Regions from separate parts of the Mus musculus genome. Here region 1 is linked to region 2. A link is a loop called in an ENCODE intact Hi-C map of the cell type or tissue named here. Cell type or tissue: heart. All regions are shown on one strand. Each heading gives the region's core, and the rest is flanking DNA. Links, peaks and the distances in the headings are about the cores only.

Region 1 (6,640 bases), core at 470-5,469, 54 kb after region 2:
AAAGAGAGAGAAAAAACCCACCAAGATTATAGAATCTTGGCATTCTTTTAAAAATGCATTTCCATTAGGTAGAGGCTGTGATAAAATTGCCACTGAGTTTGGTTCTGTGGACTCACCCACCTGGAGGGAGCTTCTCCTCCCACTGTGGGTATTTGAATCAATGGAATAGTCAGAGGTGTCTCCTTACATGGCTATGGTTTGAATGTGTCCTCTAACTTCATGTGCTGACTCATGTGCTCTAGCTCAAGTGTGTTTGGAGATGGGGGCTTTTGGAAAGCAGTCAGGGTTAAATGGGCTTGTGAGGACAAGGCCCCTTGATAATGAACCAGGACAAGCCATCTCTGTCTCTCCTATGATGCCTATGCTACCTTGAGACTGCACAGTCGCCACCATCAAGAGGGCCCTCACTGGGTGCCAGGCACTCAGAGTCTCAGCCTATGAAACTATGAGCTAAATGAGCTGCTTCTTATAAATTACTCATTCTCTATTCTACAGATGTGACAGTGGGGTCCCAGTGTGCTAAGTGACTTGCCAGGGTCCCGTTGCCTGTGATTGGTGGAACCAGGGTTGGAAATTGGACAGTTGTCTCAAGGACTGACATTATTGCCCACTGTGCCCTGCTGATGATCCTGAAATGCAGCCCATCTGGCATACAGAGAAGAGATTTCTAAAGCAAAGAAAGATAAGGTGCCTTGGGGACCAGAGAGATGGTTCAACAGTTAAGATTACTAGATAAGAGGATTAGAGTTTGAATTCAGCACCCACATTGAGTGTGTCACCACTGCCTATAACTCCAGCTCCCGGGGAATCTCCTGCCACCTATGGCATTTGCAGGCACTGAGCTCACATATACAAACTGCCTTTCCTACATATATATAATTAAAATTAAATAAAAAATAAGGTAAATCATAAAACTTTGATTTCACATAAACAATTTTTGATATAAAATACATACTATAGAATGTTGGAGGCATGATTACAGATTTTTTAAAAAATTAATAATTATTATTTATATGGGTATATGTATGTATTGTGTGTGTATGTGTATGTATGCATTGTGCTCACATGCCACATCACACATGTGGAGGACAGGGGACAATGTTTTCAAGTTGGTTCTCTCCTTCCAGCTTAGGCTTTGTGGCTCTGACTCCAGTCATCAAACTTATATACCATTTCTAGCCACTGAGACATCTCACCATCTCTTTTTTTTTTTCCTTTTCTTTTTTTGAGACAGTCTCAGATAGGCCAGACTAGTGTCAAACCTTCCAGGCAGCCAAAGCTGAGCTTCCAGTCTTCCTGCCTTCAAACCCCAGATGCTGGGATGATGGGTGTGCATTTATACAATGCTGGGGATGAAACCCAGAGATTTGTCCACGTAAGCAAAGCATCGTACCAAGACAAATACACCCCCAAATTGTGCTGCTTATCTGAAATATTTAACTGGACATCTTGTATTTTATTCAGCAGCCTGGCAGTAGCAGTGATTGTCTAAGTTGAACTAAGAGGTGGAGAGACTGCTCATAATAAGTTCAATAGAGGAAGTTGGAGCACTTGTTCTGGGCAAGAGTGCAGGGCACATGGCTGTCTCATGTAATCCAGGGATACTGAGCCACTACAGTGTGGGAGGAATTGATCCCCACACCTGTGGAGATGAGGATGATGCTGGCCATGTGACTGGCTTCCTGGTCTCATCAGCTGAGTGTCCCGAGGAGAAATGTTGTTCCCTGGAACCCTGCTGATAGTCATGTCCAGTCAAGAGTATCTTACTTGCCTTGGTTTTCTTCGTCATTGACTCTCATCGGCCTGGGAACCTTTGATGCCAAGTTTTGTGTTCATCTCTTCTGGTTGAGTAGCTATTCCCCTGAGGTCACCACATAGGTTTGAATTCACCAAAGGGTCCCAGGAACAGATGTAGACTCTATAGTCAGCAGGAACTGTTCAAATCACCGTTCATCACCCGAGAAGAGGGAGAGCCTGGGAGAAACTCCTTTACCTGGGAATCTTGGGCTCCTTGTCTATGAAGATGCAGATGAGAACAGTGCTGGTGCTCGTAGAGACTCACGTGAGTGAATGAGACAACCCAACCTTAAGAGCAGAGGCAATAGTATGATGTCATTTAAAAAAAAATCATTATTTTATCATCGTTGGGGAAGTGTGGGAATCAGAGTGAGGGAGGCAACCAAAATATAATATTTTAGTTCACCCTAGTATTTCTGAACTCAGAATATTTCCATATTGGTTAGAATACATTAAGATTCAGTATTAATTTAAATAAATTAAAACTGTACACAGCCAACATGTGTACACTGAGCCCTTCTCATGTTCCAGGCACAATTCTGGGACCTGGCTGAAGGAGATGATATCTCTGCTCTTAGAAAACTTACATTCTCTCTGTGTGTTTGTGTTTGTGTGTGTGTGCCTTCTATCATTCTCACCTTAGAGAGACAAGGTCTCTCCTGGAACCTGGAGCTTACCAATGCAGCTAGACTGTCTGCCTGCAATCTCCAGGGCCCCTCCTCTCTTCACACCTTTTCTTCCATGCGTGCCATCATGTCAAGGGCTTTACACGTGTGCTGTGGATACAACTCAGGTCCTTATGCTGGTGTGGCAGACACTTTACTAACTGAGCCATCTCACTAGCCAGAGAGAGGAGAGATACACACAGAGAGAGCCAGAGACAGAGAGACAAAAAAACAGAGACAGAGAGACAGAGAGAGAGAGAAAGAGAATCACAGCTAAGTGCAAGTAGAGATGCAAAGGTATGGTGGTCTTGGAAGAATGTCATTTCCAGTCACCATTCAACTACCGAGCAACCTACCTTTGTGCTCATCAACTTTGCCGGCTTCTGAACACACATCAGCCTCCTCTGCATGGAACATGGTAAAGGTAGAAAAGTATTCTTACACCCTATGGAGGATGAGAAAGGCCAGAGAGGTCAGCTTCCCTCCAGCTATACTGCTGTTCACGACCATCAGCTAAGAGGATGATGGGAAAGCTGTCCCTCATTCTGCAGGGAGCTTAAACCCAGAGATGGCATTTCTGAGGCCTTCTGGGACTTAAGCCTTCAAATACATAAGACTTCTCTAAGTCAAGAGATTAGAAGATGACATTTCCCCTTGGCTTGCTGCAGCACGTTGCAAGGGCATGTACGAGAGCCATCTCCTGACAAGAATACCTGGCACTGGCCACACAGTGTTCTCTGTGGGAGTCTTCCTGCCTGGGAGACTAGTTTCTGTGACTCACAGGATATGAGATGGTGTGAGGGAAAAGGAAGGGTGCAGGAAAGCCTGCAGTAAATGGGGATGGACCCCTTAATGTCTGTATGGCTGTTTTCCAAAGACACAAATCAATTTCCTGGGAGATGTCCCCAGAATTTTTTTGATTGTAGAAATGTGACAATGAGGTGAAAATCTAGTCACCAGCACATGTTTCAGCTTGCCATTCGTAGCTGATAGTAACTGGGCCTGGTTTCTGAATAGTCAAACAGAAAACACAGTTACATGTTAGGAAAGCTGTGGTTCACAGCCAAGGGAAGAGAGGGGGTGGCAGGAAATTTCACTTCCAAAAGAGCCACTCACTTGAGATGCTTTTGTTAACCGGCACTGAAGTGCATGGGGACTAGTCTTAGTGGGAAAATGAGACACATAGGTGGTGGTGGTGTGGCCCTGATACCCGGGGGGGGGGGTGTCCCTAGAATCATGGCTCTCACCCGGGAAGTGAATGAGGATCTTTGCAGAATACTACATAAAGGCAAATTTCATTCCAGTTGAGGGATTGGTTTTTTACATCTCTCCTTTTCCTCCTCCCTCCCTCTCTCCCTCCCTTCCCCCTTCCCTCCCCTCCCCCACCCCCTCTGTGTTCACAATCAATCTGCAGCATGGGTGTGGGAGTCAATTTTCTTCTTCCTCCACTTGTGACACAGGGATTGAACTCAAGTCATCAGGCTTGGTGGCAAGTGCCTTCAGCCATCTCAGTGTCCCCAGTGGAGCTTTTAAAAGCTCTACTGGCTCACTTACTATGGGTGATGCACAGAGAACCATGTCCCATATACCATAACTATGCTCCAAACACTATGGCCATACCCCATACACCACAACCATGCCCTATATATCATGACCACATCTAATTATATTCTACACCCCACACCTGTGCCCCAAACAAAACAACCATGTTTAATGCATCATGACCATGTCCCCTACACCAAACAACATGAGCATGTACCTGTATGATGACTTAAGCCCCACCCCTGGCTAGGGAGTTATTGGTAATTGACAGCTTCCTGGAAATAGAAAATTAGTTTTTGAAAAGGTGTGTCCCATAGTAGGTCAACCACACTCCAGTGAATAGACATCTACCCAAGAAAATGTAGACAGCACTAATTGGACTCAATGTGTTTTTAAAAAAATAAAGGCATAGTATTTTAGGAGAGCCCATTCCTCATGCCACCCCTTACTTTATGATTTCCTCCACTCCCTGATAGGCCAGATCCTTCTTAACCTAACCTGAGCGGCAGTGTGTCAGCTTCTAGCCACCTTAGAACACCAGTCCATTCCCAAGTCCCCAGCAGAGTGGTTGCCATGTCTATATTGTATAGAATGGTCAGGACCATGACCCTACACTAGACCCACACAGTCTAGTGGCATCTCTCCTCACAGCCCTGTTCACCAAGTCTGACACTTACCTGAAGTGGAAATTCTAGTTCTTTGGAAAGTTAGTTATGCCAAATGATGTTTTGCTGGGGCACACTGGTGAAAGGATGTCTTGCTAAAGCAGACACATGAAAGAATGTTTTCCTGAAGCAGACAGGTGAAAGGATGTTTGGATACAGCAGACACATGAAAGGACCCAGGATGAAGGAGTATAAATATGACCCCACAGACAGTGGGAGATGAGCACTGCGCTTTGGTATGGTTGTTCCACCTCACTATTCTTCGCTAACGACATGCATGTATTGGTTTGCCTTACATAGTGTTGTTCAGCTCAACTTGTTATAATGTTACCATTGAGAGAAACTTGACCAGGAACTGCTTGGTTTCTGTGGCAGCTTGCTGATTCATGCCAGTTGGCGAGCTGGAAGTTTCTTCAGAATTGAACTACAGTTGCTTGTTCGTGCCTGAAATCTGCTTGCTGAAAGAACTGGACTGTAGCTGCTGGTTCATGCCTGGTGTCTGCCTACCTAGAGGACTGGTCTGCAGCTGCTGAATAATATTTTCTGTTTGCTATGGGCTTAAACTGCTGCCAAAGAAGAATAAAGAACTATTGCTGAACAGGTCCAATTCCCCCATATCCTAATAATTTCTCTCTTCCACTACCTCTGCTGGGTGGTGGGCTAGAAGAGAGGTTGAACCCTTATTAAAAGTAGGTTGCAAAAAATTGTATGCCTACACTTATCTTCATCTGTAGAGGGAAAAGAGAAAGGGGGGGGAGCTCTTTGATGCCAATCAGTTCTCCAGTGGATAACAGCTCAGCATTTAGTAAGTCATCTCTACCTGGACCTAGACTTACATTCTACAGGGATGCACTTACTCTCAGATCCTTGGGGGAGAATTGCCCTGGCACACACCAGTCACAGGTTATAGGTTGTTGCCTATACTTCTGACCAATTGGATTCTCATTGCCTGTTCTTGAGTCTGCTTAGTTGTCTAGTACAGCTCAAAAAACTTAAGGAAACGCGTTCTCTGTGTCTTATGAGTGCTATTACCAAGGATACAGAGAGAGAAAGAGAGAGAGGGAGAGAGAGAGAGCTGTTTTGTTCAGGGCATATGAAAGGAGCTTTCAGGCTTCCTGACCACTATGTTCGCCATGTGCTTCCAAACCTTGTTGGTAGATTTTAATAGAACTTCATGTCTTTAAGTGCTTAGCAAGGCACCTTTGTTGGTGCTAAATTCTTATCTATCAGTTTTGTCCCTGTATTTATCAACCATCTGCCATCTGTTAGGGTTTGTTACCATGCCTTTTTGGGTACAGTGGCTTGTACCAAACACTTATCCTGATAATAACATGAATTAATCCATCCTATAGAAATAGCAGTATGAACAAATTTGAGGGGGCAAGGCATTGTTAGTATTGTAGGGAAAAATAAATAGAAGTAGCTGGCTGGATCTATAACTAGTAGTAGCATGTTACCTGATCCGTGTGAAAGGCCTGTGGTCCATCCCCAGTGCCACGGGAATACTATGAAATAAAATGAGTAGCCAGGTAAAATGCTGCAAACTCATCTTCATTTCTAGCAGGGGACCATGACTGAACAACTCACCAAACAGCCAAAGATAGGACAACCAAAGGCTACTAAGAATCACTCAGGTCTAAAATAATTGCTATGGAAATATATCAATGATATATTAAGCTTTAAGATTATGTATGTACACATGCATGTACATATAATGACCCTGTTTTATGTAAGTGTGTGTGTGTGTGTGTGTGTGTGTTATGAATATACATAGATCTGGGAAAACTTAGCAGGAACTCAAGAAGCTAACTACCAACTGTCAGGAGGATCTGTGTGCTAGGCAATACAATTAGAAGGGTAAGAAGTTTGTCTTTCATTTTTAAATTTCTAGCTAAGGTTGAAAATAAAGATGGCTATGATGGGAAAGTGTTCACAATCCAAGAACAAGACAGAAGTGGGTTAATTTTAATA
Region 2 (6,640 bases), core at 477-5,476:
TTGTGTTAAAGGACTGAAGCATTAGGAAGGCTGAAAACCACGCTCTAGATACCACTCTAGAAATCGTGAGGCCTGGTTAAGGTTATAAACAGAAGTGGCATTGCATGCTTTGGTGACCTTTGCTGTCAGTGGGCTAGAGGAAATGCAATACGCCTACAAAGGTAGGCCTATTGGGACTGAAGGATGCATTTTCCAGATGGCCATGTATCAGCCCTGTATCAGGGCTGGTGCTGGTGTCACATGAAGTTGAGCTGGGGCTGTTGTCTGAAGGCCATCTGGGTATATTTATCATGGAATGGTTAACTGCCTTCCACCAGAGCTCTGTTCTGATACCACCTGCTTTTACTATAGAGAAACTCTGCTCTCTCCAGCATATTAAATTGTATGACCACAGCTGCTTCAAGTTCTACAAACCTCCGTTTAAATTTCTTTCCAACTTAGTGCCTCATATGGCAAATGGTTGCCCCTCAGGCATGAAACCATGCTTACCGGTGGACGGAGCTCGCCTGTCTCAGATCTGCAAGCCAAGCGGAGCCTCAGACAATAAAGTCACAGAAAGATAGCTCCCTGTAAGACATCATGCTGTTCCAAGCCAAAAGGGAGAATCCTTCAGGATGCAAGTATGAGCTTGGTCCTAAGTTATTCATTTTTGTAAGTACTTTCTCAGACACAAGAACACACAGCACTCATTTGTAAAATCTATGCTGCAGTAAAAAAGAGGGGGTAAGGAGTTACATTTACATATCATGTATTTTGTTTCTTGAATTGATTTTTTAAAAGGTAGACTTTTCTTCATATATATATATATATACATATATATATACATACATATATATATACACACATATATATATATTTATATACTTGCTCAGGTATGTATATGTATAATGTATATGTATACACACATACAAACATACAGACATACAGACAGACACACAGGAAAGAAAAAACAAAACTTAGAATTACCTATCATTACTCTTGACATTGAAATGGTGTCTTAATTGAGTATTACTAAAACCTTGACAAACATTTTAAAATTATTGCACATAGTTCTATCATATAGGTGTATGATTATTTAGATATTGTGCTACCCTTATAACTTAGTACATTTTAATACCATATTCTTGTAGATGTTTTCCTGTTGAAGTCTTCTTTTTGTTTTTTTCTATTCTCATGTTTATGTGTGTGGTGCGTATGTATGTGTAGGTATGTTTTCTTCATGTGTTGATGGGTAGATATGCACCTGTGTATGTGGAGACCCGAGATTGACACTGATGTTAGGAATCAATGCTCTTCTCTATGTTTGTCAAGGCAGGGTCTCTTAATCAAACCCAGAGCACACAGATATTGCTAGCCTGCTTGTTTTGGGGATACTCCAACCTTCTCCTTCTATGCCTGGAATTCCAGGAGGGCCACTGTGCCTGACTAGCGGTTAAGTGGGTTTCCCCAGGACCTGAATTCTAGTTCCCATGTCCATGCAGCAGGCACTTTAACTGCTCAGCTATCTCTTTGGCCCCTAAATTTTTTAAAAATATATTTCAGACATGTTTTAGTATACTTCTTCGCTGCACAACCGTTTATATTGGCACCTACAGGACATGCAGATCCATGCCTGTCTGCTAGCATCCTTTGTACCAGGCACTGTGCTAAGTAAGGGTGTATAGTAAATTGACCTCTTGTGGCTCTGCTCTCCATCCTCATCATCACACAGCCTCCCTCCCTCTCTGTGTCTCTTTCCATCTCATTATACGGACTCTTGCCTACTGGATTAAAGCCGACCCCAGGTCTAGCCTGGCTTCCCTATCAGTCATGTGATCACATCTGTGAAGATTTTGTTTCTCCTTAAGGTCCTGCTAACAAACTCCAGGAGCACAATGCTCCGCCCAGGCAGCAGCCCATACAGAAATGGTCAAGAACCCCGACTGTCCTGTTGAAATCCATGTGTTGATCTTTCTGAACTTAGAGATATCAGAGCTTTTCTAGCGTTGCACAGTAATGAGGGGGGTTGGTTTTGAGATAGGGTTTCACAGTGTCGTCCAGGCTGACCAGAATGACCTTGAACTCATGGAGATCTGCTTGCCTTTGCCTCCCAAGTGTTGGGATCACTGGTTGGCAGGTGCCACCACGTGGGGCAAAAGAGTCACACAGGGATAAAGGGCCATGGACCCAGTGTCTAAAGCCAGGTCTCTAGCTCTAAGACCCTGCTCACAAAGGCTAGCCACACTTGGCCACACTTCTACCAGGAGTGGCAGGGCTTGGGGGTAGGGGGCAGTGAGGCTAGCTTGTGGAGTGGGGGGTGGTGAGAGGGGTGGAGGTAGAAGTGTGCTATGGTGAGATGGTGTGTGATATTTACATCAGAGCCCAGCTGGTCCGAAGAAACAACTGCTTCAGTTCCAGGGCTAATGAAGCCCAGACTAGTGGGTTACAGTGACCTCATTCCTTATTTTTCTCCTTCCTGGAATGGGGAGGAAGCTTTGCAGGTGTGGGAGAGTGGAGTGAAGAAGGAGAGGAAAAGAGATTAGAACAGAGGTTCCTTGCAGGTGGACAACCCCTGCTTGGAGTCACGAGGCATTGTGGGATAGGAAGGGCTACTGACTGCTGATGTTGATGGTCCACTGTAGCTACTGTGACATCCCTTTCCTAATGAATTCTGTATTTTCCTGGTGAGGTCACACACTGACTTAAAAATAGCATCTGTGGAGCCCCTCGGTTTATCATTTCCACCTTTGCATCCTGGATCTGCAATGTGCTGCTCACAATAGGTGAAGGAGATTTTCCTTTCGGGAAGCAGTGGGCTTAAGGGACCTCCTGGCAGACAGTTGGGACTTCATTATCTGCTGCCCTCCACCCTGAACTATTTTTAGTGTTCATAAGAAGGTGGGAGGGACATCACTGTTTCCTGTCATTGGCTCTGAATGGAAAGCTAAGCTCCCGCGAAATGAGTTTCTGGGCAAAATCAGGCACCCACTTGAAACAGTCAGTGAGAGCCCATAACTCTGAAAACACAGCCTTCCTACCTCTGTACTCTACAAGATGTGACAGTTGGGAGCAGTGAGAAGGGCACTTGTTACAAGGCACTGGGCTGGGTTGGTCCTTGGCTTCTTTTAACATCCCTGGATGCAGGAATCGACAGCCTAGCATTTCTTGACACTCAAAGTTCCCTACCTTAGAAGCAACACATTGTTTGGATCAGTCCGAGCAAACCCCTTTCACCAGGCACTGAAGTTTCAGTTCAAGTGATCTGCAGAACACAGCACCTAGTATGTTCCTTCTGCCCCAGTTTTGAATCAAGAAAGCAGATTCAGAAGAGTATCAGATACACGAAATGGTACAGTTTAATGGCATGTCAGGGACATGGGAAATTCTGCAAAATGTCAGGCAGAGAAAATCAGCCAGCAGGGCTGCAACATGCCGAGCGACATGTGTGTAGCCTTTGCCTCCTGGGAAGACAATTTGAGGGATTTCTGAAACCCTTGTGTACCACACTCCAGTCGCAAGAGACAAAGGGTGGGGATGGCCTGGGACGAGGAGTTATTGTCTCTTGTGGAAAGTGTCTTGGAACTGACCACTGGGGTAGATGACCAACACCTCTGGGAACAGGAAGGAGTGTCTTAAGACTGTTGGTGATGCCACCGCCAGTTACTAACCAGAGACTCCGCAGCAGCTATGACGTGGCCGCAGCATTCTTGAGCAGAAAAACTCTTATGAGTTGTGTAAGTGTTACAATTCTGAAGGGAAAGGCTTCCCCTGTAAAAAGTGTTACAGCTCCGAAGGGAATAGCTTCCCCAATGGAGATGTTGGAGTTTCGAGGAGGAAGGTTTCCCCCGTGACTGGAGTGTTAAGAGCTCTACTGAGAAATATATCCTGGCAGTTGGGAGCGGAGGAATACCACAAAGCCACACTGCACAATAAACCTCACACATGAGATCTGGCGGGCGAGGCACAAGAGAGTAGCCGCCTCTGCTTGGGCGAGCAGAAGGCAAGCTTTGTAGAGTGTTTTTTTAGGGGAGGGGGTGGAGCTTTCCAGCGTAGCCTGGGATTGGAGAGGTTATGTAGCCTGATCTTGGGGTGAGCTCAGGGATTGGTGGAATTTCGTGCTCAGGGATTGGTGGGTTTTGGTAGGTTTTTTCCTTTGGAAGTGGGTGCAGATCTTTTGCCCTACAGGCAGATGGGAAGAGAGTTCTGACCGTGCCCAGTAAGAAGTGTGACCGACTGTGGCTCCTTTTCTGAGCACAAGCCCTTCTAGCGGAGTCCTCTAGTCTCTCCTCTGCCTGGAATCAGAAGGGCGATGACTATCCTGCTCAATGTTCGAGTTGCTCCCTTTCCGACCAGACTCTCCCATGGCTACATTCAGCGAAGTCCACAGGGGGTTGGGGTTGGGGGAGCTGTATCTATGTTTAAAAGATTCTACAAGCCTGGTTAACCAAGTACAACTCTTCTGTGAAGAGTTGCAACGTTTTAGGTCCAGATTTAATAATTCTTGAACTATCTTAGTTCACCTCTGTTTTTGACCTAGCATCTTCGTGACTATTAGGTAAATCCTTTGGTGTCTATAGAGCATACTTCCACCATCCCAAAGGCTAAAAATGTTATTTATATAGTAGCAAGAACTGGACCTGCCTGCTTGATACTCCATACACTATTTGAAAATTCATCTTGATTTCTAATTTTTCTTGTTCTGCTATTATAGAAACTACATGAAACCATGACCATATTGGAACACAGTATTTGGCGCAAACTGAATCTGGATTCCTAAGCCACAGTCGGCCATATTTGGCTCCAGGATAAACTATTGCTTACATTCTTTAGCGTGAGAGCTGTGTTTTTGTGTTGACAATTGAAAGATCCAGTGGTTGTAACCTTTGAAGACCGAATTTTGTAAACTTCAGGTTTCAAATTATCCATTTGCCCTCTCAAAAATCATTTCTCAGGGCTGGAGAGATGACCCAGTGATTAAGAATGCAGAGTGCTTTTTGCAGAGGATGTGAGTTCTATTCTCTGTACTCATGTCTGATGGCTTACAACCATCTGTAATTCTACTACTACTACTACTACTACTACTACTACTACTACTACTACACACACACACACACACACACACACACACACACACACACACACACACACTTAAATGTAATAAAAAGAAATCTTAAAAAAAATCCTTTCTGAGACAAAGATAATTTCCTTCTGGGCAGGGAGGAAGATGAAGGCTGTGCTGTTCAGGAAAGTAGCCAGCATGTCGGTGATCAATGTATTGATCCTCCTGTTCCAGTCCAGCAGAACTCATTGTCCTTTCCCTCACGGCTCTTAGCAACAGCTTCTTGAACTCATTATTAAATTACCAACGAGAGCGTCTGGAACAGTCTTTGCCAGGCAGTCCTGCTCTGGTCTGCAACAGGCCTCCCTAGAATATTTATTGTACATCCTGGGATGGTGGGCATTTAATCTCTCTTTGTGGTCAATAAACTGAGGCTTCGGGAGGTGAGGTAAACGGCCCAAAGATTATGCAAGCTACGCACAGCAGAGAAGCTGAAAACGGGAGGGCTTCGCGCCTCCACGCATACTCTGACTTCTTAGCTGAGTTGCCAGCCAGTTGTTTTATTTGCCCTTTCACCTGGTGCTTATAAAACTACCCATAAAGTCCATAAAATCACACAGCTCTGCAAAAGCAGCACGCCAGTTAACTAACTGCAGGAACGCAAAAGCATATCTAGAGAAGGCTCTCTTTGTTGTCCTTTGCAGCTTAGCTCTCATTTTAACTCATGTTTGTGTATTACAGATAAGAAGAGAACAGAGTAACTCCTCCCTCAGCAGCGATGGACTGCCATGGAAGCCTCTGATAAGGATGGGGCCCCGGGGCACGCCTTCCTTCATGCTGGATTTTGATGGTCTTGGCCTCATGCGGGTCTTTCGTGGGGAGCCACTTTTGCTGTGAGCTGGTGCATGCAACATCAGTGTCATGTCTACAAGCCAGTATTTCCTAACCCTCCTTTCTATCCACCTGCTCTTGCATTCTTCCTACTCCAAGAGTATGTGGTTTCCCTGCCAGCAATGTCCAGCACTGGCTAAGACCAGTGATGCCTTTTCTTCCCCAGAAGCCCGTACAGCACAATGCAAGCTAGCCAGGCTCTTGAGGATGATTTCTTGAAGCCTCACATCCAAAATGAGTACTGTCTTCAACAACAGCATTTCATCAGGCTTCTCCAAGTATGCTTAGTTCTGGCTAACCCGCTCCTACCATCCATCTCCTTGCCCCACCCTAGCCCCATCTCCACTTGAACCTTTAACCCTGAGCATTTCCACTGCCTCCTATCATGTTGCCTGGGTCCCACTGTCCCTTTGAACTGATTTTTCTTCTCAGTCTGGAGGACCATAGGTTTCCACGTAGCTTTCTCATGGAAACTTCATTATTTAGTGCTCTTTTCCCCCTTTGGAATTCATCTTGGAATAGGGGAAAACCAGCTCTAACGTTAATTTTTTTTCTCTAGCAGCTGGTAAATTGCTCCAATATTGCATATCAATCCAGTTCTTCTATTCCCATTGATTTGAAATTACAGAGTACCTAGAGTTAGCAGGGTTTGGGGGTAGGGCTAGGGGTGGGAAATGACCCCTCTTTTATATGAAAATAACTGAATGGAAT

Evidence for each region. A loop is a pair of places that touch in the nucleus more often than their neighbours do. Peaks named below come from ENCODE experiments on the same cell type or tissue, not always from the same donor. Only the 100,000 strongest peaks of a DNase experiment are listed, where the experiment ranks them.
Region 1: it touches region 2 in a loop (3-fold over the local background); 6 of 42 quality-filtered maps call a loop at or near these places.

The regions. Positions count from the first base shown.
Region 1 is chr1:88,540,274-88,546,913 of GRCm38, forward strand. No RefSeq gene overlaps it. Among named protein-coding and RNA genes, the nearest start is that of Gm19589, 7.9 kb to the right of the region's middle. In heart, for the core only: no CTCF peak of the experiment used is centred there; no DNase peak of the experiment used is centred there.
Region 2 is chr1:88,486,359-88,492,998 of GRCm38, forward strand. Gm28888 (a long non-coding RNA gene) reads left to right here. Exons shown (of 3, transcript XR_387232.2): 3 at 5,780-6,640. Among named protein-coding and RNA genes, the nearest start is that of Glrp1, 20 kb to the right of the region's middle. In heart, for the core only: no CTCF peak of the experiment used is centred there; a DNase peak (open chromatin) is centred at 2,703; H3K4me3 peaks cover 952 bases; H3K27ac peaks cover 4,083 bases.